Linked DNA regions of Homo sapiens: regions 1, 2, 3, 4 and 5 are each linked to region 6. The links are chromatin loops, found by intact Hi-C in ENCODE. Cell type or tissue: endothelial cell of umbilical vein. All regions are shown on one strand.

What was found. Hi-C counts contacts between places; a loop is a spot of excess contacts. Peaks named below come from ENCODE experiments on the same cell type or tissue, not always from the same donor. Only the 100,000 strongest peaks of a DNase experiment are listed, where the experiment ranks them.
Region 1: a loop joins it to region 6, with 12 times the contacts of the local background. A loop is called at or near these places in 54 of 110 quality-filtered maps.
Region 2: a loop joins it to region 6, with 11 times the contacts of the local background. A loop is called at or near these places in 58 of 110 quality-filtered maps.
Region 3: a loop joins it to region 6, with 9 times the contacts of the local background. A loop is called at or near these places in 4 of 110 quality-filtered maps.
Region 4: a loop joins it to region 6, with 6 times the contacts of the local background. A loop is called at or near these places in 18 of 110 quality-filtered maps.
Region 5: it touches region 6 in a loop (14-fold over the local background); 60 of 110 quality-filtered maps call a loop at or near these places.

What each region holds. Positions count from the first base shown.
Region 1 is chr11:122,852,167-122,857,166 of GRCh38, forward strand. It overlaps CRTAM (cytotoxic and regulatory T cell molecule), which reads left to right. Exons shown (of 10, transcript NM_019604.4): 4 at 1,777-1,920; 5 at 3,529-3,690. Among named protein-coding and RNA genes, the nearest start is that of CRTAM, 16 kb to the left of the region's middle. RefSeq lists enhancers at 376-435, 4,350-4,559. In endothelial cell of umbilical vein, a CTCF peak has its summit at 1,991 (motif pointing left); a DNase peak (open chromatin) is centred at 1,985.
Region 2 is chr11:122,793,440-122,798,439 of GRCh38, forward strand. UBASH3B (ubiquitin associated and SH3 domain containing B) reads left to right here. Exons shown (of 14, transcript NM_032873.5): 7 at 1,263-1,395; 8 at 2,717-2,837; 9 at 3,472-3,594. Among named protein-coding and RNA genes, the nearest start is that of CRTAM, 43 kb to the right of the region's middle. In endothelial cell of umbilical vein, a CTCF peak has its summit at 2,879 (motif pointing right); no DNase peak of the experiment used is centred here.
Region 3 is chr11:122,212,934-122,217,933 of GRCh38, forward strand. The region is part of intron 2 of MIR100HG (mir-100-let-7a-2-mir-125b-1 cluster host gene); the gene reads right to left. Among named protein-coding and RNA genes, the nearest start is that of MIR100, 63 kb to the left of the region's middle. RefSeq lists an enhancer at 2,717-2,766. In endothelial cell of umbilical vein, a CTCF peak has its summit at 2,655 (motif pointing right); a DNase peak (open chromatin) is centred at 2,638.
Region 4 is chr11:123,021,088-123,026,087 of GRCh38, forward strand. No RefSeq gene overlaps it. Among named protein-coding and RNA genes, the nearest start is that of SNORD14E, 35 kb to the right of the region's middle. In endothelial cell of umbilical vein, CTCF peaks have their summits at 92 and 2,224 (motif pointing left); a DNase peak (open chromatin) is centred at 2,174; H3K27me3 peaks cover 267 bases.
Region 5 is chr11:122,778,727-122,783,726 of GRCh38, forward strand. It overlaps UBASH3B (ubiquitin associated and SH3 domain containing B), which reads left to right. Exons shown (of 14, transcript NM_032873.5): 4 at 771-969; 5 at 4,327-4,496. Among named protein-coding and RNA genes, the nearest start is that of CRTAM, 57 kb to the right of the region's middle. In endothelial cell of umbilical vein, a CTCF peak has its summit at 2,877 (motif pointing left); a DNase peak (open chromatin) is centred at 2,845.
Region 6 is chr11:122,578,593-122,583,592 of GRCh38, forward strand. It overlaps the pseudogene RNU6-592P. Among named protein-coding and RNA genes, the nearest start is that of TRK-TTT2-1, 21 kb to the left of the region's middle. In endothelial cell of umbilical vein, CTCF peaks have their summits at 2,071 (motif pointing right) and 2,652 (motif pointing left); DNase peaks (open chromatin) are centred at 2,199 and 2,599; H3K4me3 peaks cover 559 bases; H3K27ac peaks cover 588 bases.

The DNA.
Region 1 (5,000 bases), 270 kb after region 6:
TTAGGCACAATCTCTGCCCATAAGGAGTTTGCGCACCAGCTCAGGAAGAAAAACATGTATGCAAATGAAGTGGAACCTCATGACAGCAAATCCTAAGATAGAATGAATTCAGATGTAGCTGCACTGCTTGATCTGCTCAAATCCTCTCTGCCAAACAATTCCTCTTTTCTGTAGGAGGGCGGGATTGGGAGGTGCGGATAGGAAGTGACAGCCTCCTAATTACCTGGGACTTACTCAGTTCTACAGATGGTCAACTGTGTCCAGTATGTCTATCCTTACTTGTTTTGTTTTTTGTGGCAGAACAGATCGATTAAAAACATTGCTTTTTATTGATCTCTAAGTAACATCATCTCACATATCACACAAATGAATGTCTTAGACTTCTCCTGTTGAATTACTGCAGTGTGGTGCCTGCCATACGGTAAAGGCATGATGGGAAAGTAGCTGAGAAGGAGTGGCTCTCGGGGAGGGGTTTGAGAACCATTGTGACTCAGCTCAGCGTTGTCTTTTTGTAAGGGAGCACACATCCTGGCTCAGCTGCTTGTGTGCCCTTCTGGGCTCTCATAACACCCCATGTATACTCTGTCATTGCTCTCAACACATAATCTTTTCATTAACAGTTTAGGGGCTGAAGCCACACCAGACTATTAGCTCCTTGAATCATACCTTTTTCATCTTCGTATTGCCAACAAGTAACACATCTAATGTATATTTGGAGCTAAGAAGTGCCTTTATAAGGTCTTGATGGCAGATGGGTGAGTTAAGTAAATGGGGAAGAGCTCAGTTCTGGACTGAAGTGGAAGTAGAATGGGAAACAGGAAGAAGCAAGCCTAACTAAAAAGTATTTCCAAGACAGAAGTATAAAGAAAAAGGACGAACATGCCCTTTATAAGATAAATGCACCTTTTTTTTTTTTTGATGGGGTCTTGCTCTGTTGCCCGGGCTGGAGTGCAGTGGCGCAAACTCGGCTTACTGCACACAACCTCCCCATCCCAGGTTCAAGCGATTCTCCTGCCTCAGCCTCCCGAGTAGCTGGGACTACAGGCGTGCACCACTATGCCCAGCTAATTTTTGTATTTTTAGTAGAGATGGGGTTTCACCATGTTGGTTGGCCAGGATGGTCTCGATCTCCTGATCTCGTGATTTGCCTGCCTTGGTCTCCCAAAGTGCTGGGATTACAGGCGTGAGCCACCTCGCCCGGCCTCATATACCACATTTTAAGAATTGTTGCTACATTGCTTGTTCGGGAATTTTCAGAGACTAACAACACACTGAGTAATACACATTCTGGCTTCAGCCAAAGTAGCTTTGCAAGCACATGAAAGCCCTTTAACATGACTGTATTCTGGAAGAGATTAAGTTAAAAAATATGGGCCGGGCGCAGTGGCTCACACTTGTAATCCCAGCACTTTGGGAGGTGGAGGCGGGCGGATCAATTGAGGTCTGGAGTTCGAGACCAGCTTGGCCACAGAGAAATCTCATCTGCACTAAAAATACAAAAATTAGCTGGGTGTGATGGCGGGTGCCTGTAATCCCAGCTACTCAGGAGGCTGAGGCAGGAGAATTGCGTGAACCTGGGAGGTGGCGGTTTCAGTGAGGCGAAATCGTGCCACTGCACTCCAGCCTGGGCGACGGAGACTAAGTCTAAAAAAAAAAAGAAAGCCCATTAATTAGAGTATACCCTATAACAATCACCTACAGATTATTAGCCTCTGTGCTTTGTTGAGATATGCAGACTCATATCTAATTAACACAGAAAAATCCATTTTGTTCTAGCAACTCCTTTCAAGCCAATCCTGGAAGCTTCAGTTATCAGAAAGCAAAATGGAGAAGAACATGTTGTACTCATGTGCTCCACCATGAGAAGCAAGCCCCCTCCGCAGATAACCTGGCTACTTGGGAATAGCATGGAAGTGTCCGGTAAGGGGAGAAATGGTTCTCTTTGTCTTCCTTCCTACTCAAATTTCCAGGGGATTTTTAAATGTTTTGGCACCCTCTAGTGGCAGACAATGCCAGAAGACATCATTTAATATTTCATCAGCTCTTTTCCAGACAAGTTATTCTTACAACCAATCAATTTTATGCCTTAATCTTGAAAGGCTAATCATAGATATTGAAAATGTTTTTGTTTAAAACAGGTAAAAATCTAAAGTGAACTATAATGACTTCTTAAAATTTCACAAAATTGTCTAAAATAAGTATAATACAGAAGTATAATATCTCAGGCGAGGCACAATGGCTCATGCCTGTACTCCCAGCACTTTGGGAGGCCAAGGTGGGTGGATCACCTGAGGTCAGGAGTTCGAGACCAGCCTGACCAACATGGAGAAACCTCGTCCCTACTAAAAATAAAATTAGCTGGGTTTGGTGGTGCATGCCTGTACTCAGGAGGCTGAGGCAGGAGAATTGCTTGAACCCAGGAGGTGGAGGTTGTGGTGTGAGCCAAAAATCACACCATTGCACTCCAGCCTGGGCAACAGGAGCAAAATTCTATCAAAAAAAAAAAAAAGAAGAAGTATAATATCTGTGAGCATAAACTTTTTCCCAGATATAAAATCGAAAATATATTTAACATAATACATATAATTGGAACAGATATGATCTTCCCTATATTGTATAGTACTATATTGTGTCATACCCACAAGAACAGATTAAAAATATTCTTGTAACAAAGCACCTAAAGGTTGAGCCTTTGAAACAGAATAACTAATTAATTATGGTGTCTGGGTACTGTTTATAGTTTGCTTACATTTCAACAGACATTACCTTTGATATCTATGTAATCAACCATCTTTTTTTTTTGAGATGGAGTCTCACTCTGTCTCCCAGTGCAGTGGCACGATCTTGACTCACTGCAACCTCTGCCTCCTGGGTTGAAACGATTCTTCTACCTCAGCTTCTGGAGTAGCTGGGATTACAGGTGCATGCCACAACACCCAGCTAATTTTTGTATTTTTAGTAGAGACAGGGTTTCACCATGTTGGCCAGGCTGGTCTCGAACCCCTGACCTCAGGTGTTCCAACTGCCTCGGCCTCCCAGAGTGCTGGGATTACAGGCGTGAGCCACTGCGCCCGGCCTGTAATCAACATTCTTAGAGTTGCAAAGGACCCTTTACAGTTGAGAACACTGAGGGCCAAATGGAGTTCTAGAGAGAAAAGACCTAAACCCAGATCTGATTCCCAGGGCAGTGCCAATTCTACTTCATTATAAGACTTCCCTTTAATTCGCCTTATTCATATAACCAGAATAAGGTCTTGGATCTTTGTGTTTCATAACAACATCAAGCTGTCCTTCTTAAGCTTTGAATTTTTTTTTCCAGTAGTGAAAAGTTTGTAGAAAACCATCATCTACTCTCATTCATCTGTTTGCCTTTGTGACCAGAACCAAGCCTATACAAGGGAACTGGCTGAGGTTAGAATGAGGTTAGAAATCTAATGTTTGCCATGAAGTCAAGGCCATTGGCCTCTAATAGAACCAACCTCATCCAGTAGCATTAAATAGCCATAACCTCTTCAAATTGCTACATAGGTGGAACGCTCCATGAATTTGAAACTGATGGGAAGAAATGTAATACTACCAGCACTCTCATAATCCACACTTATGGCAAAAATTCAACGGTGGACTGCATTATCCGACACAGAGGCCTGCAAGGGAGAAAACTAGTAGCACCCTTCCGGTTTGAAGATTTGGGTAAGAAGAACTAATGATTCTCTTGAATAATTTTTGATTTACTTTAATATTACACTATCAAACAAAATTAAATGCAGTGGGCAGAGTCCTTCAGATTAAGATTACTGCCAACAAAGCTTTCCTAATAGCAAATTCCTGTACTGATTGAAATTTCTCCAGGTGAGTGACGGAATTCCAACTATTCCAATGTTCAAAAGAACCCCAGTTGAGCAGAAAGCCTAGCACAGCGCCATATGCAAATAGTGTCATGCTTGCTTTTTGATAATGACTTTAAATCGTTTTATTGCTGTTGTGTTTTTGGAGTAATCATATGAATCATACTGCATCTTTGTACTTGACCCAGAAGGAGATAATGTTAGCTGAAATAAACCTAAATTGTCAATATCATTTTATGTGAATATGAAACACACAGATACATGAAGACATAATTCCTGTTTAGATTTATTTTATTGTTATAATTGCTTTGAAGATTTTAGTTTAACCATGTTAATATTCTGAGTTGAACACCATTTTAAACATCCAATATTAAATGTGAAGAGGAGTTGCCTCCATTCTCAGAACCTCTATTCTATGATTCTTTCCCCAAAAGTCCAAGAAATAATTTTAAAACTGTACACAACTCTTTGAGCCAAGAGGTATCCTTTAAGATGCATGAGTCCTGTAAGAAGTCTGCAATTAGTAGGACTCTGAGTTTCACTGTTTTACAAGGTACTTCTCTGTGTAATCAAATCCTAAAGTATAAGGAATTACTCACATCAGTGAAAGAGGAAACTGTTGGATGACAATGCATTTATTGAAAAAGCTCTTTTATCAGACGAAATCGCTGATGCTGAAAGGCAAGCTTGCTTAGGAGAACCTCACTGTGGGAAAGCTGCCGTGATGCCCTGTGGGGGCTGTGGCTGCGGTTAACAGGCCCCCTCTGACTACCACAAACTTTCCATGGGTCACTTTCTCACCAAACCAAAAGTAGTCATTGCAGAAGCTGCACTGTAAGACTCATGGACCTACAGACCGAGCTGTACAGTAACCTTACACAACCACCCCCACCCCTCTGTGAGTCATCCCCACCCCACGCCTCCACCTCCAGCAGTAGAACTGAAGCATAGGGCATGTGGGGGATGAGCCTGTATCTAAAAGCTTCCTAAAGACATTCAGGTTCTTCAATAGGAGAACCAACAATGTCGAAAAAAATGCATTCTTAATTTTCAGCAATTGTTCAAGCCATCTACAAAAATTACTATGAAGGGGGAAATGGCAGTTCTCCACCTTTACGGCTATAGCTCTGTATGACTCAAAATTATAGCTAAAGA
Region 2 (5,000 bases), 210 kb after region 6:
TGGTAGCCTAAACGGGTTGCCTCATCAACAGATGCAAGCCAGGAGTATATGGAGCAAACTGGGATGGATGGCTACCCAAATTGTAAAGAAGCAAGAAATCTATAAAATTTAAATGTTTCCCCTGGACTCTGCTCAGTGATTCCAAAGATGTTCACTGGATTTGCCTAACAACCATATTTACATTGCAATGTTTATTAGATAAAGCTTTGTGGAAGTCTTAACTATTGACAATAATTTAAGCTTGGCAGGTTTTGACTGTCTTCCTTTCAGCAAGACCTCTTTTAGGCTTCTGTAGCTATAGTGTTACACTCAGAAATGACAGTTCTTGGCTCACAGCTCTAAACGTCTGGTGAGAATGGTCTTCTCTGAAATAATTCTATTTGTAATCATCTTGTTGGAGGCGTGATTGAGGGGGAGATAGGGTTTGGAGACCGAAGAGGGTAGAATAGGGGACTTTGGCACAAAGTTTCCTTGACTGTTAGGAGCCACTGGCTGAGGTGGAGATGGTGAAAATACCCCCCATCACTCTTCACTTCAGATGGAAATTACCACGGGAAATATTAAAGGCAACAGGGATCGTAGATTTCTTTTGAACCAGAAAAATAGCTGCAAACAGATCATTGATACGTTGTTATTCTTGAACTTGTCTTTGGTGCCAACCATGCATGGCACAAAATCACTAGGATCCATCCCTGCCCAAAGGAATGAATATATCTGTCCTCAGTGCAGAAATCCATCTACCTCTAATTTATTTATTTACTTATTTTTATTCTTATTTCTTTTTGAGACGGGGTTTCGCCGTATCGCCCGGGCTGGAGTGCAGTGGTGCGATCTTGGCTCACTACAACCTCCACCTCCCAGGTTCAAGAGATTCTCATACCTCAGCCTCCCTAGCAGCTGGGACTACAGGCACGCACAACCACGCCCAGCTGATTTTTTGTATTTTTAGTAGAGATGGGATTTCGCCACATTGGCCAGGCTGGTCTCAAACTCCTGACCTCAGGTGATCCGCCTGCCTCGGCGTCCCAAAGTGCAGGTGTGATCACCACACCCGGCCTACCTCTAATTTATTAACTGCAAGACTTCAGTATAAAACAAGGTATTTTTCCCTTAGGAATGAGGCCACTCCTGCTCAGCATCCCCCATCATTGTGCTACCCACAGAGGGCTTTGAGTTAACTCCCACACTCCTGTTGAGCCCAGGAGGAAGTGCTGATGACTGCTGGCCAGAGCAGTTAACACCTTCCTTATCTTCCTCTGCAGTTCTTATTCAATCTTAAATACATCGTCATCCAACTCTCTCACGTTTGGGGATGGAGTATTGGAGAGGCGGCCTTATGAGGACCAGGGGCTCGGGGAGACGACTCCTCTTACTATCATCTGCCAGCCCATGCAGGTAAGGCTGATTGCTAGGGTCACACCCCCAACTCTAACCAGGATTCACTGAGAACCTATTTATTAAGCATGAGGCCTTGCCCTTGCTGTCTCCAAAGCTTCCACGATCTCTTGGGAAGAAAGTACACCAAATTATAAAAGATATACAAAAATTCAAGGCTAGGAAGAGTCAGATGAGCAGTACTGACAGTTACTTCCAGCATTTGAACCTAGGTTCATAAGGAACGTTGTTCCACAGAGATAGGAGGAGAGTTTATCTCTAAAGTAGGAATAATGCCCATAGTTGTATCTGTTTTGTAGGTTGTTACAAAGATTAAAGAAAATAATAAAATTAGGCTCTTAGCACCATAACTGGCATATAATGAGTGCTCAGTATGTGTTAACTTTTTCAAGGAAGGTTGGAGATGGAAGGAGGCAGGGAGTCGTTGTTGAACAGTACAAATAGAGGCAAGCTGAAAGTTCAAGCATGTTGAGGATCAAGAGAGTAACCATTGTGGCTGGAGCCCAGGATTTAAATTAAGGAACAACAGGAAAAGAGATGGGAAGGATCATGCCACCGTTCCACATATTAACCACGTCAGGGCAACTAGAAGCAAATGTGAAGTGCTGGCCCGCGCTAAGGAAACTGGAAAAGCTGACTGCATCAGAAAGACGGAATGCAGAAACAGCTGTAAGGTTCCATCCAGCAGTTATAGAAGCCAAAGTCATTTGGACAAGCCTTTGACTAGATTTGCCTATGTCATCACCCAGAGGTAGCAGTTGTCTCATTTTGGGGATCATATATATAGTCAGACAGCAGAGGCTACATAGTGATTAGAATAGGAAAACAGGGTCTCATTACTGGAGCAGACCATGAGGACCATGTGGTCTGTCCACACACTTTAGAGAAGAGGTAGACACATTTGTGATCACAGAAGTCCTCACTCCCTGAAGAAGTTGATGAATTGCCCCTTTTTGGGGGGAAGGTGCCCCACTAGATGGCTCTCTCTACATGAATGGCTAGTTTTACCTCTGAGCTGTAACTTAAAGTGGACGTCATATTTTAGTGGCCACTTTAATGGCCAAATGCTACTCCTACAAAGAGCAGCCGTAGCAACAATAATGCCCTTTTCATAACCCTTCCTATTTTATAAAGCACATGCAGTTTATCTTATTCCAGCCTCCAAATAACTTATGAGGTCTGTAGGACGAGTCTTACTGTCCTCACCAAGTCATACCTTGGCAGAACTTTGGTAGTAGAGCTCAGCTCACCTGGCACCTGGCTCCAAGACATGTCCACTTTGCCATGTGTGTCTTCACTAATAGCCTTTCTTTCTCTGCAGCCGCTGAGGGTCAACAGCCAGCCCGGCCCCCAGAAGCGATGCCTTTTTGTGTGTCGGCATGGTGAGAGGATGGATGTTGTGTTTGGGAAGTACTGGCTGTCCCAGTGCTTCGATGCCAAAGGTGAGTTGGTGGTGGGCCTGCTCAGCACTGCCATACCCATAGTGGCCTCTAGGCGGCACAGTCAAGCTACAGTTATCTAGATGGAGTCATTCATAGTTTTGCGTACTATAGAAGATGTCTGTCATGTGTAAGCCCCTCCTGATTGTCTTGAGCTTTAGAGAAGAAGTAAGTGTTCTTGTCCCCATTCTATAAACTGGGATACCACGGACCAAAGAAGACAGATGTCTTGCCCCAGGTCATATGGCAAAGTCAGCAGCAGAAACGTGCCCTGATCCTATGGCCAGAGTTCCTGCCATTAAATCTCCCTGGCTCGCTCGGTTCCATTTTCATTTGAGTAGCATTTGAAGATACAGAGGCTTGCTTAACCAGGGAATCTCACCTGCTTTAAAGTGCCTGGTTATTACCTTCACTGAGAAACTACCTCATGTCACTTTTGTCAGTAGAATGGAAAAGTGGATTCCAAGTCACTTTATGAAACAAAATGTCAGCCTTGATATTTTCTATCAGCTCCAGAGAGCTCAGTGTGATCTCTTTGGCCAAGAAGGAATGGGGGTGGAGAGTGTCAGGATCAGTAAGGGAGTCCCAAGTAAACAAGAAATGTATGTATCCTCTGTCTAACCTCTTTGTTTTTCAGGCCGCTACATACGCACCAACCTGAACATGCCTCATAGTTTACCTCAGCGGAGTGGTGGTTTCCGAGATTACGAGAAAGATGCTCCCATCACTGTGTTTGGATGCATGCAAGCAAGACTAGTGGGTAAGTATCCTGGAGTGACTGCACTCCAGGCATTTCTTGCCTCCTCCTTCAAAACACTGGTACCATGGATATGCAAGACACTTCCTGTGGGTTTCTATAACTTTCCTACAAGTTTCCTCAATTCAAAAGGAACTTACTACACAACCATTAAGTTTAGGACACTGTGCTCAGCCCTGGGTTGGTTGACCAAAGTGAATGAGGTGTGGTCCTTATTGAGGAGCACGTGATCCAGTAATGGCGTGGGTTACTGTGCTCACTCTTGGATGTAGCAGACAGGTCAGCTTCTAGTTCAAGACAGCAGCATCTGCCAAACATGGCTGTGGAAGAGGACAAGAGTGAAGAAGATGGACCCTGGACTTGCTGAATTTGTAAAGGCCAACTGATCCTTTGAAGATGCCTAGCTCTTTGCAAGCCCATTCCATTACTGGCACGGGGAGATAGTATTTTCTGTTCAGTCACTTAGCAGATATTTAGTGCTCACTTACTTTGTGCAAGGTATTGGACTAGGGGAACCCAAGTGTGAGTCAGGGAAACAAACTTATGTGTGGATAAATATCATACAATATGATATACATAGAGCTATGCACTAATGTGTATGTATTGATTGCATGCATCCAGACATAGTGATATGCATAGAGCTATGCATGGTCACAGAATATTATGGGAACACAAAAAGACATCTAAGAGTGAAGAGGTGAGCTGAGAGCTGAAGTAGAAGTTAGCTGGGCAAAGAAGGAATAGGAGTGAGGAAATGGCATTCTCAGTGGGAGGGACCACATAAAGAGTCTTAGGCTTGAGAAACAGCCTCAGGAATGCAGGGGAAACAAAGTGTCTTGTGTCTAGAGTATAAATTGTGAGGCAAGGCAGAGATGAGGCTAGCAAGATGGATAAAGGCAAGTTCATGGAAGACCTTGGCCACCATATTAAGGTGTTTGGATTTAATCCAGTAGACAAAATAACTGGATTCCAGGCCAGGCGTGATGGCTCTCACCTATAATCTAGCACTTTGAGAGGCTGAGGCAAGAGGATTGCTTGAGACCTGGAGTTCGAGGCTGCACTGAGGTATGATCACACCCCTGCACTCCAGCCTGAGTGACAGAGCAAAACCCTATCTCTAAAAATTAAATTAAGAATAATAATAAATTTTTTAAAGAAGTGGATTTTATGAGGATAGCATTAAAGTATGAGGTGTTGGGATTTATCTCTGGTATCTAAAAATATGACATGTTGAGATTTTGGTTAGCACAGAATAAAATTAAAACAAGACCTAATATTCATAAAATAAATCCTCTTTCACAAACTTGAAGCCAAAGTATTGTCCTGTTTCTAAATATCTCCTAGCTAAAGCCTTTACCACTTGTTAGCACCAGAGGGAAGGGAAAGAAAAGACAAGAAGGGGCCAGGTG
Region 3 (5,000 bases), 370 kb before region 6:
CACGTATTCAATGGAATGAAACCCTCAGCACAATGCCTGGCACCTCGGGAGTGACCATTAACGATGCCTCTTGTTATTAATATTATCACAATCATCTCAGGGGGGCAAAGTAGCAAAGACTGACCGTGGGAAAGAGAGCTGTGGGAAAGTGACAGAGGTGCTGCCATCCCCTCGGCCCTACCCATGACCCCACTGTCAGGGGTGCAGAATATTTCTCCCATTCACCAGGTCCCAACCCACTCCCAGATAGAGCAACGTGGTGAAACAATAAAAGCCTGACTCCCGCAAGATGGCACCATGACGGGCTGTGCCTGGATCCAGAGGAGATGTCTCTGTCCAGCATTTCCATCAGGCTCTTCCGAGCCAGCTCCTGGGGTGCGCACAAAGACCCATTCAGGATGGCTGGAGTTCTGAAAGCCAGCAGATGAGCCGAGGGGCCGGGAAGGGGGTGGAGAATCAGCACAGCCCCTGGCACTAACCCCACTGGGACCTGCCCTGGGCAAGCAGGCGTGGAGGGCTCAGGTCTGCCGCCACGGCTGCACTCTTTGTTTTCCCGCAGATTCCGTTCTCTGATGGTGGTCCAGGGCACCAAGGACACCAGCTGCCATGGCTGGGATTGAATGACCTCCCTGGGGTGGCTGGGAACCCCCACTCCCATAGTGCCAGCCCAATGGGCAGGATACCCAGTGGAAACAGGCCATTACTAACAGGCCTGCCATTTCGAAAGTGCCTCTTTCTGGGAAAATTGACTCTCAGAGGTTCCCACCCTGGGAAGGTACAGTGAGAAATAAGAAGCTAAATTACTATGCAGTAGCCAATAGTTATTCCCCAGGGCCTAGAAAGTGACTCTGTGCCCCTCAGCCTCAGTTTCCCCACCTGTACAATGGGGCTAGGTACAACAACCTGTTGGAACTCAAAAAGTAGCTGCTGTGAGAGAACTTATCAGTAGTAGTTGGTTTGTTCCCTTTGAACACAAATATATCAGATCTGATGCATCAAGGATATGCCAGTCCTGCAGCTCCCTGAATGTTAGAGCACAGAGGCTGCTTAATGGATCATGATCCTTGGATGCAAATGAAAATAAGATTCCCTCTTTTACTCTTTCCCTCCTAAGTCTATAAGAGGCTGTCCTAACAAGGTGACAAGCTGAACATGCAATAGAAAACTGAGCCCCTTTAGGCTGCCAGAATTGTAAGACATTTCTTGTGGGACAACAGCATTTCCCAGATGACTCAATTCAGAAGGACTAAAAGGAGTTTCTGTGACCTGAAGATGTTTGTACATCAGCTAATCTAGCTTTCCACCTTTGCTGGAATATGCTGACTGCATTTATTTCTCTAGATATCTCTCACCCAATAGTAAGACTCAGTAGAAGCACTACCTCCTCCAGGAAGCCTTCCCTGACTACACAGCTTGAATTAGTGCACTTTCATATTCTCCCACAACACCCTGGGCACATATACTTCTCTCTTAGCAATCAGGAAATTATATTGAAATTGTCTGCTTGTTAGTCTCTGTCTTCTTGGTGACCAGGTACTATACTTTACAATCTTTTTTACTCCAGTATCTAATACAGTGCTGGCATAATGCAGGAATTTAATAAGTGTTTATTGAACTACATGGATGTGTATCTCTCTCTAGAGTATTTGCTAGCATAAACCCCCATTTGTATTTTATAAGGGTATCCCATAACCTCTGCTCTTAGGAAGTTCTATCTCATATCTAACTCAGTTCTCTCCTGCATGCATATATTTCTCTTTTTTCAAACCTTGGGAGACCACAGCCGGTCACGATCCTCATTCTTATCAGAGTGATCATAGAAATCACAACTTGCACTCATCATTGTTTTTCTCTCAGGTTCAGCTTTATTTTTTTTGGTCTGAAATCAGGAATGAACTTTCACAGTCTCAACTCTGGCCATTTTTCCTTTTAACAAACAAATAGAAAAGAACTTCCAAGAATGATTTTGACCAGATAGAGTCTGCTCCTTTTAACAAGATTGTGTGAAGCACCTACTGTGTGCCAGGCTGTGTGTGATGGAGAGGGAGCAAATGCATAAGTCCCTGACATCAAGAGATCTTCAACCTAAAACAGAGAATAATGGGGGTACTGAATTTAATTCATAAAAAGTAGCACCCCACTTTCTTGTGATCCCTTGGTTAGAATCACCAACTTTTATGAGTTTGTAGAAAAGCCCAGAGTGCTAAAAAGTAAAAAGCAAACATTCCATTTCTGAGCAATTTGGGAGAAACTAAATTTGGCCCAGTCAGGAGACACGTTGGGGAGTACCTTAAAGGATAAGTGTCAAGTGTCTGTTGACATTTCTAAAGAAATCCATTTGCATTTTCACTGCTAAGGAGAGGCCGGCCTCCACTGGCCACACATTCAGAAAGCTGGCAGGAGCCACTGGTCAGCAACCCCCAATCAAACAGGCTTCCTCTTTCTGGCCAAAGAGCTCAGGGTCTGCGTGACTTGAGGCAAGTCATCCAGGGACATTTGGGATTCTGATCTAGTGAGCCAGTGAAGACGGTACAGATAAGGCCCAGACAGAAATCTGGCAGCCTAAGTAACATCTGGTTGGTCTGAGGTTTGGACTCTGGCTGGGGCCGGGAGCCCAGGGCTGGCGACTGGGGAGCCTGCACTTGGAGCTGGTGACAGCAGGTGGCGCAGGAGCGCAGAAACCAACCTTCAGTGGGCCCTGAAAGAAATCATGGTGTTAATGCCACCCCAAACCACAGCCAAGCAAGGCAAAGGCGACCATGTTGTCCTCAAGTCCTGAAAAGGGCAAATTGCACAGATGGAGCAAAGAACCATAGATGGGCAATTCTCCGGTAAAGAAAAGCCAAGGTAGGTCGTCAGAGATCTAGGTAAAATCCTTCGATGGTCAAGGACTTCAGAACTTTAGGAAATGTGCAAAGAAAATGAAAGAGAAAGACAACACATAACATTAAGTTCAGGAGCAATATAAGAGCTCCTGGAGAGGAAAGGCTCAAGTCACTTTGAACCCTTAGGGCAGCTGATGAGCCAGGTATCATTCTCCAAATAGCCTCTCCTTCCCTCCAGCAACAAAACGCAAACAGAATATTCACAACAAAAACCTCACCTATTACAGTTAGTAAAGCCTCGAAAATCAACATTTTTAAACAAAAAATGGAAATGTTATCTCCTTCTTAAAGCTAGTAGAAGGCACCTTCTTGTTGCCCCAATCTCTGCATAAGTTCTCCTCCAAAGCATATCACTGGGGGAAGAAGGGAGAAAGTTCCCCTCCAGTAAGTATCCAAGGTTCTTCTGTTTGTGTGCCCAAAATGGGACAAAAAAGCATAGTCCTACTTATCTATTTACCTAACACCATAAGTCGAGGAATTTTAAGCAGCTGATTCTAAAAGCTAGAATAAAAGCGTTACACACAAGATACGAGACAACCTCCCTCCAAAAGATAACGGGCACAAGCAGTAGACTGCTGAGATATGCAATGGAGAATCTTCCCTCATCCACTTAAGCAGTAAGGGTTGGCTTTGGGATAAATCTCAGGGAATGCAAAGAATATTACTTATTTTTCCATTTGGTTTACTTTCATGTTGTTACTTCTCTCGTGGGAAGTAGATGCCTAAGCTCTGATGTATATAAATCCATTTTCAGTGTTTACTTAAGTACATATACATACACTATAGCAAAATGTTGCTTTGCTTGAAAAATCATTGAAACATTTGATGTGTTTGCTCTCAATCAATATTCTGCAAAAAGCATCTGGGTTCGCTGCTCAACTAGGACAGTAGACAAGTCTGGAGTCTTTTCCATGAGCCACCTGCCACTTGCCAGCTCTATGGGGTCCCACATCACAGTTGTCCCAGTAGCAGACAGTATAAGGGCTATGTGATTTAGGCTGCAACAAAGGGTGATGACAGAACAGAGAAAGGCAAGGTGAATTCCCTCTGAATGTGACCAGAAAGGCTTCATGGAGAAGGACACTCCAGTTGTTTGACTACTCCATGCCTTTGGACATGTTTTTTTTTTTTTTTTTTTTTTTTTTTTTTTTGCCTGAAATGCCATTCCTCAACTCCCACCATCATCCTTTTGGGGGAATTTCCAGTTTCCTTCAAAACTAAGTTCTGATGTTATCTAGAGCCCTCCCTGACCATCACTTTGCCCCTTAGAAGTCCTATACAAATCTCATTCCAAATACATGGCACAGGAATGATGCTTGTGTCTTTGTTGTTGTCTTTATTATAATATTCACTCACCAGCTGGGAGACTCCTTTTTTTCTAATTTTTTTTTTTTTTGAGGTGGAATCTCGCTGTGTCACCCAGTCTGGAGTGCAATGGTGTGATCCTGGCTCACTGCAACCTCTGCCTCCTGGGTTCAAGTGATTCTCCTGCCTCAGCCTCCTGAGTAGTTGGGATTACAGGTGTATGCCACCACACCCAGCTAATTTTTTGTAATTTTAGTACAGACAGGGTTTCACCATGTTGGTCAGGCTGGTCTCGAACTCCTCACCTTGTGATCCACCTGCCTCTGCCTCCCAAAGTACTGGGACTACAGGCGTGAGCCACTGCATCCGGCCTTTTTCTACTTCTTAATGGTTTCCCAGATACCTCTCCCTACAGCTCCTCCCAACTAAGTAGGGTTGCCAAATAAAAACAGAACTGCCCAGTTCCATTTGAATTTTGAACAAACAACAAATAGTTTTTTAGTGTAGTATGTCTCAGATACTTCATATATCATATTCTCATTTGTTAACTATGGCAGTCTTATTCCTGAGATCACTGAGTTCGTGCCTTGTGCCCCCTCCCCGCCCTAGGGCAACCATTCAAAGCTTCAGGTGCACTTTCTCAGCATTAGCCTCTCTCCCCAGCCCTCCAGAAGAAAGGTGACACTCCTTGCACACACTGTTAGCAGCCTGGAAGAGTCATCTAAGGTCAGTTTCAGATCCATTTTGAGATTTTTTCTTTTTCTGTCCTGTATTGGCTGTATTTATTCAATAGAAGTCAAGTTTAAGTGT
Region 4 (5,000 bases), 440 kb after region 6:
GATTGAGGTCTCCATTTTCTGGCAGGCTGTTAGCTGAGGGCTGCTCTTAGCTTCCAGAGGCCACACTCAGGCCCAGGGGCTCCCTCTATTGTTAAATCAGCAGCAATGCATCAGGTCCTTCTTGAGCTTTGAATCTCTCTGACTTCCTCTTCTGCCCCCAGCTGAAGAAAACTCTCAGCTTTTAAACGGCTCATAGGATTAGATTGGGCCCGCTCAATCTTCCCATTGTAACATCAACTGATTAGTAAACTTAATTACATCTGCAAAATCCCTCTTGCCATGCAACATAAGATAGTGATGGGAGGCCGGGCATGGTGGCTCACACCTGTAATCCCAGCACTTTGGGAGGCCGAGGTGGGCAGATCACTTGACGTCAGGAGTTCAAGACGAGCCTGGCCAATATGGCAAAACCCCATCTCCACTAAAAATTAAAAAAAAAAAAAATAGCTGGGCATGGTGGGATACACCTGTAGTCCCAGCTATTTGGGAGGCGGAGGCAGGAGAATCAATTGAACCTGGGAGGCTGAGGTTGCAGTGAGCCGAGATTGTGCCACAGCACTCCAGCCTGGGTGACAGAGAGAGAATCTGTCTGCAAAAAAAAAAAAAAAAAAAAAAGTGAAAAAGTGATTGGAACACACTGGAGTGCAAAGATTATAGGGGCCAGCAGAGTATAAGATTTCCAATTCTTCCACATGTTCACTAACATTTGGTAGTATCTTCTTTTCTCATTTTTGCTATCCTGGCTGGCCATTTAATACCATTAATTCAGCAAACACTTATTAAGTCTCCACAATTTTGTGCTGAGTGCCTAAAATCACGTAAACATGAATCAACTAGGTACTCAATAAATATTTGTTGGCTGATTTTCCAGATGTTGGAGACATAAAATTAATTAGACATGGACTCTGCTCTCAAGGATCTTAAAAGTAAATATGTAGTGAAAGACTGATGACCAGCACATAAATAATACAGTTAAAAAAGCAATAAGGGCCAAAAGGAGGGGAATTCAGAAGAAAGAAAAAAATCTTTTAATTTAGAAAGACTCAAATCAAGGGAAACATCCTTGAGTAAGTGGCATTTGAGTGGGTTTTGTAAGAAAAAAATTAGGATTTAGTTATGCAGAGGTGATGGAGAACAGGGGTAGTGGCTAATATTTCAAACAGATAGAAGAGCATGAGTGAGGCTGTGCACGGTGGCTCACAACTGTAATCCTAGCACTTTGGGAGGCTGAGGCGTATGGATTGCTTGAGCTCAGGAGTTTGAGACCAGCCTGGACAACACTGTGAAAATCCAACACAACAACAACAAAAAAAAACAAACACAAAAATTAGCCAGGCATGGTGGCTCGTGCCTGTAGTTCCAGCTACTTGGTAGACTGAGGCAGGAGGAGCCCTTGAGCCTGGAAGATCAAGGCTGCAATGAGCCAAGATTGCACCACTGCACTCCAGCCTGGGTGCAGAGTGAGACAGAAGGAAGAAGAAAGAAAAGAAAAGAAACCTCAGTGATAAAGATTCTCCAGTCTACAAACTGCACACTAGGAGCTTTCTGAACACTTTCAATGCCCAGAGGTATTTTGTTTGGTCTTTTCAATCTTTTTTTAAAAATTTAAATTTGAATGCATTTCATAGAGCATGCATTTTGTAATTCTAGTTTAGTCGATACAAGATCCTGTTGTCCTAAACCCCTCTTCAGCCTCTTCATAGATTTATGGTATCCACCTGGCATCTGAGGGATTTGTGTTTGAGAGCATGGAGTTCAATCCGTTTGTTTTACACATAAGAAAACTGAAGCTCCAAAAAAGCTAAATGACTCAAGGAAGTACTGAGAGTCAGTGGTGGAGTTTCTACCTGGATTCCAGCCTCTTGATGTCCTGTCTGAGCTTCTTTTGCAGAGGCTGATAGACCAAGGAGCTCAGTCACTCTTAGATAAACCCGCTTTGGCTATCAACAAATATGTATGTTTGTTTTTCCTTGAGAGAAGTTTTATAAAGGAAGATGGAAGGAGTTCAAGATTCCTAGGCAAAGAAGAGGACAGAGGCTGAAATGTGCTTCCTTTTTTTCATTTTGCTTGGACCTAAATGGCAGGAAATTTCTTAACTAAAATTAAAAAGCAACTAGAATATCTCTTCCCATCTCATGAATACGTTGCTTTCTAAAGTCAACCGAATCCAAGCAGCTGACTTTCAAAATGGGGCCGAAGGAGACTCTAAAGTGCCACCTGGTGGCCATCTTCAGCACAAGCGAAAAGGAAAAGGGATTGCAGTGAGATCTTTGATCCAGGTAGGGCTGATAGCGTAGAAAACTCCCCAGCGACAAAAGTGGTATTAAAAGTAACAAAAAAGGCCGGGCGCGGTGGCTCACGCCTGTAATCCTAACACTTTGGGAGGCCGAGGTGGGCGGATTGCCTGAGCTCAGGAGTTCGGGAACAGCCTGGACAACACGGTGAAACCCCGTCTCTAACAAAATACAAAAAATTAGCTGGGCGTGGCGGCGTGCGCCTGTAGTCCCAGCTACTCGGGAGGCTGAGGCAGGAGAATTGCTTGAACCTGGGAGGCGGAGGTTGCAGTGAGCCGAGATCGCGCCACTGCCCTCCAGCCTGGGCGACAGAGCGAGACACCGTCTCAAAAAAAAAGGAACAAAAAGGCTTTATTTGACCTGCGGCCAAACCAATGGAAACTTCAGTGGAGGTGGGTTAGAGTGAAGTTCAGGACTTTTAAAGCACTTGTGAGAATGTCTTCCCACAGGACTAAGGAAACAGGTGATACAGAAACAGATAAGGACATCCGGTGAAAGGAGTAAGGTAGGAAGAGATGAGGGTTCTAACCCTCCTACAGGCTTGGGAGTACTTAGCCTGGAGATATTTCTCCAAGCCTTCAAGTTGTCTGCAAGACAGTTCCATATATATGGTGTTTTTCAATATATTTTTACAAATACTATTTATGTTTTAAAATATTCATTGAACATGGAGAAACACCATCTCTACTGAAAATACAAAATTAGCTAGGCGTGGTGGTACATGCTTGTAATCCCAGCTACTCGGGAGGCTGAGGCAGGAGAATCGCTTGAACCCATGAGGCGGAGGTTGCGGTGAGCCGAAATCGCGCCATTGCACTCCAGCCTGGGCAACAAGAGCGAAACTCCGTCTCAAAAGAAAAAAAAATGCATTCAATTTATTACAGGTTTATAACATAACCACAATAAAAGAGGTGAGAAAAAAGAATTAAGTAACTTTGGACTGTTATTTAACTATGTACTCTAAACGCAAAGAGCACACAAATTTTACTGTATTTAATAAATTTGTTTTTCACAAGGCTGTAGGTTGGAAATTCTAAAACTGTTTTATGTGTAATCTAGTGTTGAACAAATAAGTAAATACATTGTGAATAATAACCACCGAATTTTTTACTGTCAGAGAAAGGAATTAAAAACAAGAAAGGGAAATAATAGAATGAACCCTGAGAGCTGGAATGGAACTGGAGGTATCAATATAAAATAATAGGTTTTTTTTGTTTTTTGTTTTTTGTTTTTTCTTTTTTCAGACAGAGTCTCTCTTTTGCCCAGGCTAGAGTGTAGTGGTGAGATCTCAGCTCACCACAACCTCCATCTCCCGAGTTCAAGCAATTCTCCTGCCTCAGCCTCCCAAGTAGCTGGGACTACAGGAGTGCGCCAACACGCCCGGCTAATTTTTGTATTTTTAGTAGAGACAGGGTTTCACTATGCTGGCCAGGCTGATCTCAAACTGCTGTCATCGTGATCCGCCCACCGCGGACTCCCAAAGTGCTGGGATTAAAGGCGTGAGCCACTGCACCCGGCAAAGTCATAGTTTTTAATAGAGAGACAGGGAAATAAGTAAAGACATGTTTAAGTGTACACATACGTATATTTCCTAGCCCTGATCACTGAGGGAGGAAACAATGACACCCCAGTAGCAGTAAGCATCTAGTGCCCAGATCTTTTTTTTTTTTTTTTTTTTGAGCCTGAGTCTTGCTCTGTCGCCCAGGCTGGAGTGCAGTGGCGTGATCTCGGCTCACTGCAAGCTCCGCCTCCCGGGTTCACGACATTCTCCTGCCTCAGCCTCTCCAGTAGCTGGGACTACAGGCACCCACCACCACGCCCGGCTAATGTGTGTGTGTGTGTGTGTGTGTGTGTGTGTGTGTGTGTGTGTGTGTGTTTAGTAGAGACGGGATTTCACTGCAGATCTTTCTTTCTAAATATTATTCTCCAGTAAAAAGGAACCCGGTCTACTTAAACAGATAGCTGATTATACGGCTGGGGCAGGGAAGAACAGAATGAACTTAGGACATCTTGTGGAGCTAGTAACTAAGGAAGTGCTCAAAAAATGATGGACACATGTTGAAATGACACAAGCCAACTTGGTAAGACTCCTAGATCTGGGACAATCTGAACAACAAAAATGTTTAAAAGATAATAATGTTCACTCACAGATTAAAAGCAATATTCATGAGCCCATACTTATTTAAATAAAAAATTGAATAAACAAATAAATGAGGAAGAAAGGAAAGTTCTTTCTTACTGTAATACTCCAATTAATAAATGCAGAAGGAGTGATGCAAATAGCAAGTCACCAATGGCAAAGATCACAGTAAAAATTGTTTTTCAAGAACGTATCAGTGGATGCTAAAATTCATGGATGAAATTATTACCAGAAACATGATATTTATTTAGTCTCTAAGTATTTTTCCATGAGATGCCTATTAATTACAGTGAGAAATGTCATAACTTCACAATGTAGAAATGTGGCATATATAGCCTTAACCAAGATTAAAGCTTATTGTGTGCTTCCTGATATGATGCACTGAGAAGGACATGGCATCCCTTATGTGGTATCCTTACCAAAAATGCATAACCTGAATTTAATGTCTGCAAGGAATGCAGACATACCCAAATGGAGGGATGTTCCACAAAATAACTGACAGCTGCTCTTCAAAGGTGTCAAGGTTGGAAAAGATAAAGAAAAACTGAGACATCGTCCCAGCTTAA
Region 5 (5,000 bases), 200 kb after region 6:
CCCAAGTAGCTGGGATTATAGGCGTCCGCCACCATGTCTGGCTAATTTTTGTATTTTTAGTAGAGATGGGGTTTCACTATGTTGGTCAGGCTGGTCTCAAACTCCAGTCCTCAAGTGATCTGCCCGCCTCAGCCTCCCAAAGTGCTGGGATTACAGGCATGAGCCACTGCGCCCAGCCTGATTTTTTTCTAATTGATAAAAATTATATACATTTATGGCGTATAACATGATGGTTGAATATATGTATGCATTGTGGAGTGCCTAAATCAAGCTAATTGTACATGCATTACCTCGCATGCTTATCAGGCATTTGTGGTGAGAACACTTAAACTCTACTCTCTTAGTAATTTTCAAGCATATAATATGTTATGATGAACTATAGTCACTGTGCTGTACAATAGGTCTCTTGAACTTATTTCTCCTAAGTGAAGTTTTACGTCCTTTGACCAATATCTCCCCAATCTCGCTCCCCTTTCTTGCTTTCGGCTCAACCAGTCCTGCAGCATTTTGGCTGGGTTCACGGGGGCCACTTCACAGCAAGGAAAGGAGGGAAGAGGTCATGTGTTCCCCACATTAATCCACCAGTTGGGTAATCTGTGTCTGAATAATTGGAAGTCTGCAGTTCCTCTCTCCCCACAGACAGGGGTAGTGGTTAAGTAATTGCATTATCAGCCTCCTCCAGTCTCTGGGGAGAGGATGCCAATGTTAAGTAGCAGCAGACTTCCATCTCCCCTTGTCTCTGAGTGAAGACTGCCTGTTTTCCCTGCCAGTGCGAGGACAGCAAGGTGGATGCCCTGGGGGAAGCCCTGCAGACCACGGTCAGTCGCTGGAAATGTAAGTTCTCGGCCCCGCTGCCCCTGGAGCTCTATACGTCGTCCAACTTCATCGGCCTCTTTGTAAAGGAAGACAGTGCGGAGGTCCTCAAGAAGTTTGCTGCTGACTTTGCTGCAGAGGCTGCATCCAAAACCGGTGAGCAAACAGCTGCCAGGCCAGCCCTGGGCCCTGTCAATCAAAGAGTTGGAAAGGAAAAAGGATAGGAAATAGTGGTAGAGGAGCAGGATGGGGTCAGGAGGTGGAGGACCCTGCAGGAATGGACGTGTGACAAAAAAACAGCCTTTTCCTGCAGCACCCCACGTCTTGCTCCCTTGTAAAAACGTTCAACCCCTCTTCTGCTGACCTGGAGAGACCGTCTAAGGCTTATTCCCTAACACCCAAGTTGAAGTTTCACAAATGACTTCCATACTGAACTAGAAATGTATTTCTTTGTAGCACCACCATCTCCTCCTAATTCAGAATTAAAGAAACATCCTTTCTCCCTCCCAAGCTCCCGCCCATGTAGGTGTTTATCTGGGTCTCATTGTTCACTCCATGACAATCCAGATCTTTTCTCAGTGGGTAGCAGAGGATAGAGAGAAGAGTGGAAGCACTTCGTATTATATCACAATAAAATCCACTGAACCAATACCCTTCAACTTGCTGAAAACCATTAGACAGGACCCCAAGCCCCAAGAGTCTGTCTAAAAATGTAACCCCTTCCAAATGTCTCCTGCTCTTCTCATGGGAGCTCTTAGTTCAGGACACCTGAGATTTCCTGTCAAAGGAATTAGCTTAAGGGGGTGCTCAAGGCAGGAGACACGATGGAGGTGAAAAGAGGGAGAAGTTTGCAAAGCTCTCCTGTCTGACTACAGGTGTGGACAAGCTCACTTAGCTCAATGACAGCAGGGAAACAGACAGACAATCTGGTGGGGGGAGAGCCTCTTGGCTCGCTCCAGCATGAAATCACAATTGGCAGGTACTTACTGGTCACCTACTATGAGGATTTCTCCTACATGAGGAGTGCTACAGGGAAGAGAACAAGAAGTGGTTTCTCCCGGCCAGGCCCTGTGTAACATCAGCTCTGAAAAGAGAAAGGGGTGGTTCTACCTTCACGGAAGGAAGGAAACTTGCCCTGGGACGATGTTGATCAGGACAATGGAGGAAAGGCCTGCAGGCGGGCGGGTGGCAGGAGCACAGGCAGGCAGGCATGAGATGGTGTGAGCAGAGGACAGTGGGGAGGCTGCCCTGACCAGAGTGGATGGTGCAGGATGCACAGTGGAAGCCGAGTGCTGAGTGCAAAGCTGGAGGAGACGTACAATTCCCCTACCCCTAATTTTAGGGAGTGCCAGAGAGGGGGAAGACCTGAGCAAGGCCGCAGTTTGCTCCTTAGCCTTTTGGCCTTTGGCCTATCCCTCACCTGCCATTGTTCCCTGCTGCTATTTTCATCACCATCTCAGGCCCTTTGTTCCATATTCCTCTTTACCAGAAAAGCACCACACAGGACTTGGGACCTATGAGTGGGATCGGGGCTCAGTATCACTGCAGGATCACAGTGCTCTCGGAAGGAACACAAGGACCTTAAGACCCCTCTGTACCTGGGGAGGGGTCCTCTTTAGACTTTGCAACCCCCACCCCCACCTCTTCCTCTCCCTCAGCGACGGGACTAGTCTCCGGGTCCTGACTTCAGTGAAGCCTGACATTTCATAGGAGCTTAATATTTCAGAGAAAGAGCATAACTGAGAGGCAAATTATTTCCTGCTCTTATCCCTCAATCTCAAGGAAATGGCTTTCTCTCATCCCACAGTAGTTATTGTCAGAACCACTAAATCCCCACAAGGACCAAAACTAATGTCAAAGCCGCAAAACCCAAATCCTTCACAAATGAGAAAAGCAAGCCTCAGCCAGGGCCGCACAGATTCTTGGAGTGCATACTGAGTGAGCAGCAGTCGAAGCCCCAGCTTTCCCTGTGGGACGCGGGTGGAGCCAATTCCTCTCCAAGATCCTGCTGTCATGAAGAACTTGGCCGGCTTCGTTTCTCTGCTGTTGTGTGGCCCCCTGGTGGGGATGTGGAGAACTGGATGACCCTGCGCAGCTTAGCTGGTCCCGCTCCTTATTACCCAGCATGGGAAGCCGGCCACCATGTCTTTGCCCTGGAACTTGGTATTCTCCAGTTGTTGGCAGGACCAGATATCATCAAGTAGATTTAGTGTCTTCCTCCATTTGAAGTGGTCAAGGGAGATTCATTCATGTGCATTTATTCATTTAACAAGTACTGAAAACCTGCATGATATGCTGAGTAAGGATACAGTGTAAGCGAGAGACAAAAACCTTGTTTCATGGGGCTTACACCAAAGAAAGGCAATGCAGTATAAAAGAAAAAGTACTTAAAACCGAAATGCTCAATTTCTAGTTCTATCTTGGGCCACTAATTCTCTGTGTGACTTGACCAAGTTCCTTAAATTCTCAAATTCCCTAATTTCTTCTAGTTGCAACTTCTTCATTATTCTAGTTTGTACAGTAGATGATTCTCCCTCATTGTAAATACAAAAGAGGCCAGGCATGGTGGTTCACACCTGTAGTCCCAGCTACTCAGGAAGCTGAGGTGGGAGCATCACTTGAGCCCAGGAGGTGGAGGCTGTGGTGAGCTATGATCATGCCACTTAACTCTAGCCTGGGCAACAGAGAAAGACCCTGTCTCAAAAAAAAAAAAAAGTACCAGAGAGAGAAAAAAAAGCCATTCCCTCCTATAGGTAGGGTTGTTTTGTTTTGTCTCTTGGGATATCTTAGAATAACAGTCTGTATACTTTAAACCAGTATGTCTCAACTAAGGGTGATTTTGTCTCCCAGGGTACATTTGGCAATGTCTGAGGTCATTTTCAATTGTTACAGCTTGGAGAGTGCTGCTGACGTCTTGTGGGTAGAGGCCAGGGATGCTGCGAAACACCCCATCATGCACAGGACAGCCACCCCCCCCAAAAAATAATTATTCAACCCAAAATGCTGTTGAGAGAAACCCTGCATTAAACTTTGAAAATATCCATCTTTTCCCCTCATTTCTCCATCAATCTCACCCAGAAGCTAAGACACGTGATTCCAAAATGAAGGGAATAGAGCTTTGGGAGTCACGCAGCTATAAAACATGCTTTGTATTTCTACACAAATTATTTCATCACTGTAGGTCATAGTGCCCTCTTCTGAAAGGTGGGGCTGGTGACCACCAACTGGAATGTTGTGAGAAGGACTTAACTAAAAGGACTGCCCTCAGCTGACCCGCAGCTCCTAGAGGAAAGCCGTATGGTGGCTATCTCTTGAACAGTGGCTTGATTCGGAATCTCTTGCCATCCCCTTACCCCCTTATTCTACTGCTGTGAAGGAGAGAAACGTCTTTTGTCTTCTTTGTTATGTGGGAAGCAGAATTTCTCAGGGTACCTTTCTATGCCTTTCCTTAAGTCTTCACCATTGCTATCATCACCACCTTTTAATTACTGACCTTTTTCTTCCTTTTTCCAGAAGTGCATGTGGAACCTCATAAGAAGCAGCTACATGTGACCCTGGCTTACCACTTCCAAGCCAGCCACCTACCCACCCTAGAGAAACTGGCCCAGAACATTGACGTCAAGCTAGGGTGTGACTGGGTGGCTACCATATTTTCTCGGGATATCCGATTTGCTAACCATGAGGTAATGTCTCACTGTGGTTCCAGAAGCTACCAGGTGCAGGGATGCAATCAGAATCAGCAGCTCGCTGCTGCAGGGAGATGGGTACCTACAGGGGAAAAATGGAGCAAGCACCTAACAGAGAGTCCGTTGGCTCAGGATTGTGTCCAGCCTCTGCTTGCCTCACTGGGAGGCTTCCAGCTTGCCTCCCTCCTCTCTGGGTCACAAGTGGTTCATCTGGGTAACATCCCCCTAGTTCTGTCTCCCCTGCCAATCCAACTCCAGCAAAAAAGAAATGAAATGGGAGAGAATAAATAAAAAATATATTGGAAAATTTTTAATATTATATAAATTTATGGTGTTAATGGAAGACATCATTTTGACCTTAGGTGAGTTGAAGAACATATAAATACCAAAGAAAACAAAACAAAAAACAAAAACACTTGCAAAGACATAATCAACAGATATTTGCTGTGTATCTGTATCATGCAAAGTACCATGGAGCATACTGGAATTTTTAAATGTTGT
Region 6 (5,000 bases):
TTGGTCTTTCTGACATGACCAGCTCCCAACCTGAGTCATCTCACTGGCATTAATTTAGGTATGGTCCAAAGGGCTCATGAATAATGAGGACATTTCTATTGCTCAGGAAACCCAAGGATTTAGAATCTTTCTTTTCACAATCAAGTGCAATTGTCAGTCAAATTCTTATAAAAAATGGGCACAAAAAGATTAATTACCTTTCCAAGGTCACATAGTAAATGATTGAGATGGTTTCAAACTCAAAAAATGTGATCCAGAGCTCATATCTTTTTTTTTTTTTTTTTTTTTTTTTTTTTGGAGATGGAGTTTCACTCTTGTCGCCCAGGCTGGAGTGCAGTGGCGCAATCTTGGCTCACTGCAACCTCCGCCTCCCAGGTTCAAGCGATTCTCCTGCCTCAGCCTCCCGAGTAGCTGGATTACAAGCTGGATTACAGGCGTCCGCCACCACGGCTGGCTAATTTTTTGTATTTTTAGGAGACAGGGTTTCACCATGTTGGCCAGGCTGGTCTCAAACTCCTGACCTCGTGATCCACCTGCCTCGGCTTCCCAAAGTGCTGGGATTACAGGCGTGAGTCACCGTGCCCAGCCGTACCTTTTTATTTGTTAAAAAAAAAAAACAAGGAATGCTTCACAAATTTGTGTGTCATCCTTGCACAGGGGCCATGCTAATCTTCTCTGTAGTGTTCCAATTTTAGTATACGTGCTGCTGAAGCACATTATGCACTTTATAAGGACACACATACCAAGTGGTAGGTGCCCAAGCTTAATTTGTACAATCAACAGAGACAACCTAAGAAACACGCAGCCCTCAGGAAAGTGCTGTGATGACGCTGAAATCAGGCAATGGCCTCCCAAGCCAGGAAAAGATGAAACAAATGTGAGAGGCCAGTAAGAATCCGCAAGACTCAGAAAAAAGTGAAATAATGGCAATTTTTAATAAAATATTTGCTTTAAAATGGGCCCTAAAGGCCATTTTGAATACATTGAATACAGTGCTTTAACTCCAAGTCCCTATGCTGAAATATTTCAGAGTTCTCAGATATTTATAAAATATTTGCATGAAGTCTTTTAGACCAGTGGTTCTCAAATATCAATCCTTAGACCACTACCGAAACTTGATAAATTTTTCACCCCTTTATAACAGAATTATAAAAATAAGAAAGATGTAATAATCATTCCATTAAGCTAAATATTCAATTAAAAGGGTTGTCCTTTTTTTCTCTCTCTCAGGGGGAAAAAAAAACAACACTTTCTCGTTCGCTTTTGGAGCTTCCATACACAAGCTCTTTGGAAGTTATTGCCCTTTAGAGGTAAGAGGACGCCAAACATAGATGCAATTTTTTAAAATATTAGCAAAAGAAAAAGCTGGCAACCATGCATTGTCTTTATTTATTTATTCGGGCTGTTAGATATAAGTTCTAAATTTCTCTTCAAAGAATCAATATGTCAGTATGTTCAATTCTTTGCCTTCTACTTTTAAACTTAACTTCCTCGTAAAGCAACCTTTTTCGATTATCTACTCCACCCTGACTCATTCCGATCACCTGCTCCACCCTGACTTATTCAGATTACCTGCTACCTGCTGCTCTCTGACTCATTCTCCGCCCTGCATAACCATTTTTTTTCCCCGCCAAACCACTCACCCCGTTACTCTCTTTAAATTAACCAATCGGAATTAGTTTAGCCTGTGCGGTCTAACCCTAGCCAATAGGGGAAGGACACAGCAGCAGGGGCCACGTGCGACCGGGATAAGAACCCCTTCCCATCCCTTGTCCAAGTGTGCGCTCACCATTGCTCTGTCTGTAAGGGCACACCCTTCTATAGAAGTACCTTGCCTTGCTGAGAATTAAAAGAAAATTTTATATTCGAGTGCTATTTCTTTTGCGGCACCGAAACTTTATATATAACAGGGATTTTATTGGCTTTTTTGCTTGCTAGTTTGATAGTTCTCTCGTTTTGCTTAATAATTCATAAAAATCTTGATCCAGGTGAGGTGTGGAAAAAATTTAAAATGTTAAAATCTTGGGAGCCCTGCAATTCGGTTTGCAAGCTGCAGGTGCCCCTTTGTCCACCAGATGGCAGGGCAGCTCTGCAGGTAACTTCTGGCGCCGTCTGCTGCTGCCTCCGCCTCTGCCTCTGCCCTGGGAAAGCAGCGCCAGTTCATCTTTCAAAGAATACGTCCCTTCTTGTCTTTAGGGTTTTTCCCCCAAAGAATATTTTCAGCAGAAGTATTTTACATCTCAGTCTAGAGATGAACTTCCCCAAGAGTGTTGTGTGTAGGCTTGCCGGTTTTTTTTTAAATTATTATTATTCACTATAAATCTTTATTAATAAAGATTTAACAAGGACCTAACCCAGCAGTTCAGAGGTACAGAAAGTCAATGTGTGGAAAGAAGACGGAACTGATCGGAAATGTTTATTCCTCTCCTAAATCACCACTGACAACGACAACCACACACACACACACACACACACACACACACACACACACACACAGCTGACGCTCAGAATGCGTAGGGACAGAGACACAGGGAGCAGGACAGGAAGCAAAGGGTAGTTATATATGGCCGAGAGGAACATGGTTCCTTAGTAAGTCTGGAAAATACAGTATTGCCACTCAGGAAAAACAAAGAGGCGCGCCATACTGCCACCCAGTGGTGTGAACTGTTTCTTTCCAGACTTAATGCAAACAAAACCCTTCTTTTTATGCTTCTGATGGTGGCTGAGATCTTCCTCTCAAAGAACTACATTACACAGTACTGCTTGCTCCTACCAGTACCTGACACGGGTGTCAGGCCCAACCACGTGCTCGGTGTATTCATAGACCTTAGTCACGGAAGCACAGTCTTGTCCGGATGCACAGCATGTGAGCACTTGCTCTCCAAACTTACCATCTTCCAGCTCCGGTTAATACAGCAGACCATTCATGCGTCTAGGAACCAAAGAATTACCCTAGGGCCCTGCTATTATTTGGGCAAGAGACTCATAATGACCTTACTTGACTGGCTGCATAAAAAGTCCCAAATCTTCCTGCCATTCCTTTCTCGTCTTGGCCTCTGGGCCGGGAGCACAAAGCCTAGGAAAGGACCCAGGGACAGAAAAAGGAAATATCGAGGTACTGTTTTCCCCCTACCTCCTCAGCTTGGCCTAAGGAAATTTTCAGAGTAACTGAGCTAAGCTCCAGCATCCTCTTCTCTTCTGATATGGTTAGACTTTGTGTCCCCAACCAAATCTCATCTTTTTTTTTTTCTTTTCAGCCACTCAGAGAGATATGTATAACCTCTCTCTTTTTTTTATTTTTATTTTACTTTAAGTTCTGGGATACATGTGCAGAACATGCAGGTTTGTTACATAGGTATACATGTGCCATGGTGGTTTGCTGCACCTATCAATCCATCATCTAGGTTTTAAGCCCCGCATGCATTAGGTATTTGTCCTAATGCTCTCCCTCCCCTTGCCCCCCACCTCCTGACAGCCATGGGTGTGTGATGTTCCCCTCCTTGTGTCCATGTATTCTCATTGTTCAGCTCCCACGTATGAGTCAGAAGATGCCCTGTTTGGTTTTCTGTTCCTGTGTTAGTTTGCTGAGAATGATGGTTTCCAGCTTCATTCATGCCCCTGCAAAGGATATGAACTCATTCTTTTTTAAGGCTGTATAGTATTCCATGGTATATATGTGCCACATTTTCTTTATCCAGTCTATCATTGATGGACATTTGGGTTGGTTCCAAGTCTTTGCTATTGCAAATAGTGCTGCAATAAACATACATGTGCATGTGTCTTTATAGTAGAATGATATATAATCCTTTGGGTATATACCCAGTAGTGGGATTGCTGGATCAAAGGGTATTCCTTGTTCCAGACCCTTGAGGAATTGCCACACTGTCTTCCACAATGGTTGAACTAATTTACACTCCCACCAACAGTGTAAAAGCATTTTTGTATCTCCATATCCTCACCAGCATCTGTTGTTTTCTGACTTTTTAATGATCACCATTCTAACTGGCATGAGATGGTATCTCATTGTGGTTTTAATTTACATTTCTCAAATGACCAGTGATGATGAGCTTTTTTTCATATGTTCGTTGGCCGCATAAATGTCTTCTTTTGAGAATTGTCTATTTATATCTTTGCCCACTTTTTGATAGGGTTGTTTGTTTTTTTCTTGTAAATTTGTTTAAGTTCCTTGTAGATTCTGGATATTAGACCTTTGTCAGATGGATAGATTGCAAAAATTTTCTTCCATTCTCTAGGTTGCCTGTTCACTCTGATAATAGTTTCTTTTGCTGTACAGAAGGTCTTTAGTTATATTAGATCCCATATGTCAATTTTGGCTTCTGTTCCAATTGCTTTTGGTGTTTTTGTCATGAAGTCTTTGCCCATGCCTATGTCCTGAATGGTATTGCCTAGGTTTTCTTCTAGGGTTTTTATGGTTTTAGGTTTTACATTTTAGTCTTTAATCCATCTTGAGTTAACTTTTGTATAAGGTGTAAGGAAGGGGTCCAGTTTCAGTTTTCTGCATATAGCTAGCCAGTTTTCCCAGCACCATTTATTAAATAGGTGCTGGGAAAACACCTATTAAATTATTTCACCATTGCTTGTTTTTGTCAGGTTTGTCAAAGATCAGATGGTTGTAGATGTGTGGTGTTATTTCTGAGGCTTCTATTCTATTCCATTGATGTATATATCTGTTTTGGTACCAGTACCATGCTGTTTTGGTTACTATAGCCTTGTAGTATAGTTTGAAGTCAGGTAGGGTGATGCCTCCAGCTTTGTTCTTTTTGCTTAGGATTGTCTTGGCTATTTGGGCTCTTTTTTGGTTCCATATGAAATGTAAAGTAGTTTTTTCTAATTCTGTGAAAAAAAAAGTCAATGGTAGCTTGATGAGAATAGCAATGAATCTATAAATTACTTTGGGATGTATGGTAATTTTCATGATACTGATTCTTCTTATCCATGAGCATGGAATGGTTTTCCATTTGTTTGTGTCCTCTCTTATT